2 separate regions of the Mus musculus genome follow, and region 2 is linked to region 1. A link is a contact called in ENCODE Hi-C or POLR2A ChIA-PET data. All regions are on one chromosome and are shown on one strand. The core of a region is the stretch at or near the end of the contact, and the rest is flanking DNA. Distances in the headings are between cores, read along the strand shown. Region 1 holds the start of Dcaf10 (DDB1 and CUL4 associated factor 10). Region 2 holds the start of Slc25a51 (solute carrier family 25, member 51).

Evidence for each region. Hi-C counts contacts between places; a loop is a spot of excess contacts on that map. ChIA-PET counts read pairs that join two places held with the same protein, here RNA polymerase II (POLR2A).
Region 2: a loop to region 1 is called in a map of heart, with 9 times the contacts of the local background. The contact joins the promoter of Slc25a51 here to the promoter of Dcaf10 in region 1. A Hi-C loop is called at or near these places in 12 of 37 maps with a recorded cell type or tissue (T-helper 17 cell, adrenal gland, gastrocnemius and 3 more). POLR2A ChIA-PET finds 5 or more read pairs at or near these places in 1 of 5 experiments (Patski).

Annotation. Positions count from the first base shown.
Region 1 is chr4:45,340,055-45,343,469 of GRCm38, forward strand. It overlaps Dcaf10 (DDB1 and CUL4 associated factor 10), which reads left to right and starts at 2,047. Exons shown (of 7, transcript NM_153167.2): 1 at 2,047-2,673. The coding sequence starts at 2,114.
Region 2 is chr4:45,407,187-45,410,355 of GRCm38, forward strand. It overlaps Slc25a51 (solute carrier family 25, member 51), which reads right to left and starts at 1,580. Exons shown (of 3, transcript NM_001009949.3): 1 at 1,509-1,580. It overlaps Gm46852 (a long non-coding RNA gene), which reads left to right and starts at 2,204. Exons shown (of 3, transcript XR_001784277.2): 1 at 2,204-2,291.

The DNA of each region.
Region 1 (3,415 bases), core at 797-3,296:
GTTTGTTAGTTTTGAGACAGGGTTTCTCTGTACAGCCCTGGCTGTCCTGGAACTCACTCTGTAGACCAGGCTGGCTTCAAACTCAGAAATCTGCCTGCCTCTGCCTCCCAAGTGCTGGGATTAAAGGCGTGCGCCACCACCGCCTGCTGTGTACAAACTCTCAAAGGTCCTCTGTCAGTGCTCTTAGCCGCTAAGCCATCTCTCTGGCCCCTAAAGGCAGCATGCCAACAGGAAGAGGCACAGCTGAATTTGAGTGCGATTTTTAGTGCTCTCTCAGGTTTTATTTTTACTGATATTATAGAATCATGGTCTTTTTTTTTTTTAAGTTTGATTTTTATTTATACAAGTACACTGTCGCTGTCTTCAGACACACACCACAAGAGAGCATCAGATCCCATTATAGATGGTTGTGAAGCCACCGTGTGGTTGTTGGGAATTGAACCCTGGTCCTCTGGAAGAGCAGTCAGTGCTCTTAACCTCTGAGCCATCTCTCCAGCCCTAGGGTCATAGTTTTAATGTAATATGCTCTTATTTTAGGTTTCAGTAAAAATATCTGGAATAAATGAATATTCACATATTAAATACAAGCATTTTTAAAACCACATATTACTAACTTACTTATTCTGTGCTATAACCACCATTGCCTTGAGCTTATTCACAATTTAACTTTTTGAGAGTCATTATGACATGAACAGAGAACATGTAAACTTATAAACTCTTGTTTATTCCAATTTTCTTTCCTTAGATTCTCTAAATTGTCAGTGAACATGGTTAGTTTTTTCTTCTTCTTTTCTACGGTACTAGGGGTTGAAGTTAGGGCTTCACACACGTTAGATAAACGTTCCACCGCTGAACCACATCCTCAGCCCAGTGAACAGCTCTTCAATGCCTTTGGGACCTTAGTATGCTTTTCATGGGGAATGCCCTGCACTGTGAAATCTGATTATGTGGAGCCAATTCAGACCGAATGATGATTTCTTGATTTTCTGTCTAAAGTTCAACCATTGAATATCTAAGTCCCTTTCTGCAGACATCTTCCAGGTCTGTCTTCACGGGTTGGCACATCCTCCAGGTTTATATCACAGTCACTAAAACGTAAACTCCCTACAACGCTACAGACCTACAGAATTGGTTGGGGTTTATTTTGTTTTGTTTGTTATCTATCTGCCTTTCCTTTTACCTCGGGCTATCCTTTTTGAGGACTAAACTTCCCTGCACTGGAAACCTCTATTCCCTGTTAATGAGTTCCCTGAAAAGAGGTACTCAGCAGCTGGAGCAGAGAGGAATATCGTCAGGGGCAGCAGGAGCGGAGACAGGGGAATATCATCAGGGGCAGCAGGGGCGGAGACAGGGGAATATCGTCAAGGCCCGGGCAGTGCTTGGCAGATGTAGTATGAGTATGACGGACAGTGGGCTCTGGCTTTGTGGATTTGAATTGATTGATCTCTAGCTCCCCTCATTTACTCCTAGCTGCACGTATGTTCTTTTTGCGGGGAAGAGAAGAAGGCTCTAACCCTGATAAAGATTTCCCTTACTGTGCAGCAACCAAGATTTGGGCAGATATGTATGACATCAATAGATTCCTTTAGTCTAGGCCCTGTACAGTCCAATGCTTTTTAAATTCGACTGCTCTTGAATCTTTATAGAGTTCTAGGCTGAGTAAGTAGGCAGTGTGCCAAGAGCTTTACTGTGTGACCTACATATAATACAGTAATCACCGTCCCCTCCCCCAGCCCCTCTTGCTGCTCCATTTCAGTGTAAGGACAACAGTAGATAATCCGACCCAGTCTGGTAGGACTGGTCCGGCACACAGCCAGCCAGTGCTCCCTGACAGCTGAGGGCCGACTCTCTGCTGGTTGTAGTCGGGTTCTGTGTGCCCTACATTGCACACACAGGGCTCGTGGATCCTGACTTCACAGTCCTCCTAGGTTGTGGCGCACCCGGCGGTGGTGTCCCTGCTTTTACGTCCCCGGCAGAGGGCAGCCTAGCGGCGGCGCGGGTTTCCCAGCCGGCGGCTTTAGGGCGCGACACCCGGAAGTGGCGGCTGGAGCGGGAGCGCTGAGTTGTCGGGCGGCGGGACAGCGGCCCGGAATAGGGGGCGGGGGCGTTGGTCATGTTTCCCTTCGGGCCCCACAGCCCGGGCGGGGACGAGACGGCTGGAGCCGAGGAGCCGCCGCCTCTCGGAGGGCCGGCGGCAGCTTCCAGACCGCCCTCTCCAGCTCCGCGACCGGCGTCTCCGCAGCGAGGAGCTGACGCGGCCTCTCCCCCGCCGGTCGCCGGGAGCCCTCGCCTCCCGGGCGGCCCCGCGGTGTCCCCAGCCGAGCGCGCCGGAGAGTTCGCGGCTCCCGGAGCTCTGGAGTTGTCCGCCGCCACCGCGTCGGCGTCGCAGGCAAAGCTGTCACCCTCCTCCTCGCCGCGCAGACGCTCGAGGCCGGACTGGAGGGCGGGCGGGCGGAGCCGGCAGGGCCTCGGCGCAGGCCTGGGCGGCCCCGGGGCCAGACTGTTCGGGTGGCTGAGAGAGCGAAGCCTCGGTCGCGGGCTGTTCGTGGACCCGGCTCGGGACAATTTCCGCACGATGACTAACCTGTATGGGTCCATCCATCCCGCAGACTCGGTGTACCTCAGCACCCGCACCCACGGTGCTGTCTTCAACCTCGAGTACTCTCCGGACGGGTAAGCTCCTACACCCCAGCGGGCTCCCTCCGCTCAGGCTGGCCGCAGCCGCTGGCCTTCGTGCCCCCCGGTACTTTGTCACCTATGAGCCCTGGCCTGGCCTGTTGGGATAGGCAGGCCCAGTGCTTCCCTTCGGGGTCCTGGAGGCTCGGGGAAAGAGAACTACTTTTAAGCCGTCGCTTCAGGTCAGTCGGAGCCAGTACACAACTAGGGCGTTCTGGTACACCAAAACAAATAGGCTTTAAAGAAATGCTCGTCGTTTTCCTGTGATCCTCAGTTGGCTTTGTTCTGATCTGAATTTATGTGAAAGGTAGAAAACTTGCAGACTCTTTGGACCGTGTGCCAGATCCTGCCACGAAGGAGACAAATGAAGGCTTTAGAAAGACACTAAGACTGCAGAAATCCGCTTCTCAGGGTTTGGGCCATTTTGTGGGATAGACTGCATGCTTAGACTGCTAAGATGATTGCTCTTGGTTTACTTCAAGCCATAGGGAATTTTCAGACTACCCCAGGGAAATTTAGTAGTACTCTGTCTTGTGAGTGCACAAGTTTAACAACAAGTTTAAAATACTGCTTGTGGCTCCACGGTAAGATGACATAATAACATTCTTATCACAATATATCAAGACTACATATATATTAAAACATTATAAAACAACCGGTAAACTATATTAAAAGGAGAAGAAAATAGGCTTGAAGGGGGGGAAGCGACTAAGTTAAATCATAATGATGAGGACTCAGC
Region 2 (3,169 bases), core at 330-2,829, 67 kb after region 1:
CAGCTTTAACAGCTGAGCCATCTCTGCAGCCTGTAACAAGTTTCTTAATGCAGCAACAAGAAGGAAAAACAGTGTGCAGTGTTCTGATAAGAGTTTAGAAGGCTCATCAAGTAAGGAGCTAACTGCCAATCAGCTCAATCGAGAGGTGGGAGAAAAATTCTGGAAAGTTGTCCTCTGACCTCCATTCAAGCGCCTTGGCACATTAGAGCCCCCCAACCTCCCTCCCCAAATATATATATATAAACTTTAAAACATGGCATGTTTTATAACAACACTCAGATCACTAACTTAACTCTGATAAACTGGTTCCTATTTAAATACTTCCAAATGATAATCTTTTGCAACTTACTATAAAATGTATTTACTACGACTGCTCTAGTTTGCTGTAAGGCACCGAACCTAACACAAGGGAGCAAAATCCACTTTGATCCAATAAGGGTCAAACTTCTGTGATGTAAGCACAGTGTAAATTCTAAATACTCAATGTAACTTTCAGCCCACAGGGATATGCAAAAGCCAGATATGACCTTAGTACAAAGGTCTTTGACCAAAAACAGGGCAAAGGGTGACTGTAATTCTTAAAAGACGTGAATTCCCACTAGTCAGCAGGTCTGAGTCAGCATACAAAACCAGGGTCAGGCAGGGTTCAAGTGCTAGTTACAGCAGGATTTTACCACTGCAAATGCAAAGCAACAGCTGTGACAAAAAAACCCATTATCTTAGCTTCTATCTGACAAAGGAGACTAGAGTCAATTCTTGTCAGAAGTGTCATGTCGCCCTAAGAAACGCTAAGGGTGACGACTCTGGTTTCTCATGTGCCCTGGATCCGAGTCTTCAAATCCTTTCAAAGCAAAGGCGCCGGAGATCCATTTTGGTACGGTAACTCCACACACAATTCATTCTGCTCAATAGACAACAGGTAAAAACTGACAACCAGAAGGTGGGCACTAGGACCAGCTGGGCAGCCTGTAGGGGCCAAGACAAAGGTTAAGCTAAAAGTCGTAAACATGGCCGAGGCGCTGCCATCCTCTACCTAAGCTAGCTACAACAATCCGCACAGAAGGGAACAATTGACGCCCGCCCACCCACCCGCCCGCCTTAGACTCTTTCCTGCGTGATGAAACATGGTGCCTCGGAACGAGCATTCTCCAGGCTTCCATCTGCCCACTCGGGGAGGACGGAGAGGCGCTGGGCGGAATGGCCAGCACCACCGGATACCACGGGCCGCCGCGATCCCGCGGGTGGCAGACAAAGGGAACCACGGGCCACCGCGATCCCCCGGGGCCTGCATCTCCCGAGCTGTGGGCGCCTCCCTGCCGGAGCGCGCCGCAGCACCACAGGGCCCTCGGCCGGAGCCGGGCCGCAGCTGCCGGGACCCGGACGCGTGGAGAGCGCAGGACCTGGAGCTCGGCAGCCCGCGACCCTGCTTCAAGCCTCCCTTCTCTCTGGCCCGAAGCTAGGGCAGCACAGCGGCCTCCGCTCCCCACCGCACCCCACCCAGGACTCACCCACGGCCCGGGGCGCAAGCCCGCAGGACGGCTGGCGAGCGAGCCCGCGCCCGCGCAGGCGCAGACTGGTCCGACCCAGGCAGGGGCGGGGCGGGGCGGGGCGGGACGTCGTCGAGCCACGTGACCAGGGCCCTGCCTCGCTCAGGGTCTGGGTAGCGCTATAGCTGCCTTGTACTGCGTCCGGTCCGGTACTGACTCTTGTCGCACCTTTTGCCAGGCTGTGGGGGTGCCGCTAGTCTCCCCGCCCCCCTGACTTAAGCTGAAGTTATACGGTGGCCTCGTTGTTCCACAAAACAGCAAGCGCGTCATTTAGCGTGTAGTCTGTTGAGATCCAGGGCTGTAGATAGCGCGTGCGTGGAGGCGCGAAAGCTTCTGATGAGGCGATCTCAAAGCTTGGTGGAGAGCTCTTTGTCACCGCACTTCACAGGACACCTGAGTTGTACATGAGGTCATACAGCTAGCCTCTTTTTCCTTAGATGCACACACAGTTTGTGGAGTCTTGGAAGGAGAACCCTGCTGTGAGTTAGGAGAGCCGGGTCAGAATTATAGCCGTGACATCCCTTGAGTGACTTTTGGCAAGTTATTCGTCTCTTCCATGAGTGGGTTCCTCCATGTTGTGACATTTGAACAATGGTTCTGATTTGCAGAACCACAGGCGATAAATGTCAGTGGACAGAAAGGACAAAGTCAGCCTTCGTGGGCAGGCTCTTCAGCAGACTCCTGAATGTGCGACCAGCTTGCCTCTTAGGACTGGGATTATCTCACCATTACACACCGTTCCAGGTGGGTGACCCAGCCTGCTTAGTGTTTACAGGTTTCTGAAGCTGTCGGAAACCACGCCTCCTAGGCCACGCCTTCTAGCGTCAGCAAACGGGAGTGTCAATCTTGGTATTTCAAAGCCTCCTTTAAGGAAGTTTGCCTAGAGATCCAGTCAATGAGTTCCTAAGAGGAAAAAAAATTACAAAACATTTCTTTTTTAAAAGAAAATAGATTTATTCTACTGTTAGCACATGTGTATAAGTACCCAGAGAGGCCAGAATAGGGCTTCAGATTTCTTGATCCTGGAATTATTAAAGGCTGTGAACTGTCCCATGTGGGTGCCAGACTCAAGAAGAGTATATGTTCTTTTCTTTTTCTTTTTCTTTTTCTTTTTCTTTTTTTTTCCAGAGCTGAGGACCGAACCCAGGGCCTTGTGCTTGCTAGGCAAGCGCTCTACCACTGAGCTAAGTCCCCAGCCCCTTTTTTTGTTTGTTTGTTTGTTTGGTTTGGTTATTTTCGAGACAGAGTTTCTCTGTATAGCCCTGGCTGTCCTGGAACTCACTCTGTAGACCAGGCTGGCCTCGAACTCAGAAATCCACCTGCCTCTGCCTCCCGAGTGCTGAGATTAAAGGTGTGCGCCACCAACGGCCCGGCACAGTGTATGTTCTTAACTGAGTGACCAAGCAACCTCTCCAGCACCCAACCCTCAAGTCTTAAAATAAGTTCCTGATTTTGGGTTGGGCCACACTGCTAGTGTCCTCTGCCACACGTACAGTCATGGCTCCCTGAGGAGGTGCCAGCTGTGCAGCAGGTACCTCCAAGGGAGGTCAGAGTCTGATGGACCCAAAGCCTACAAAAGCAGAAGTATGAGAGGCTTTCCCCTTGAGAAGGTGTGGGAACAA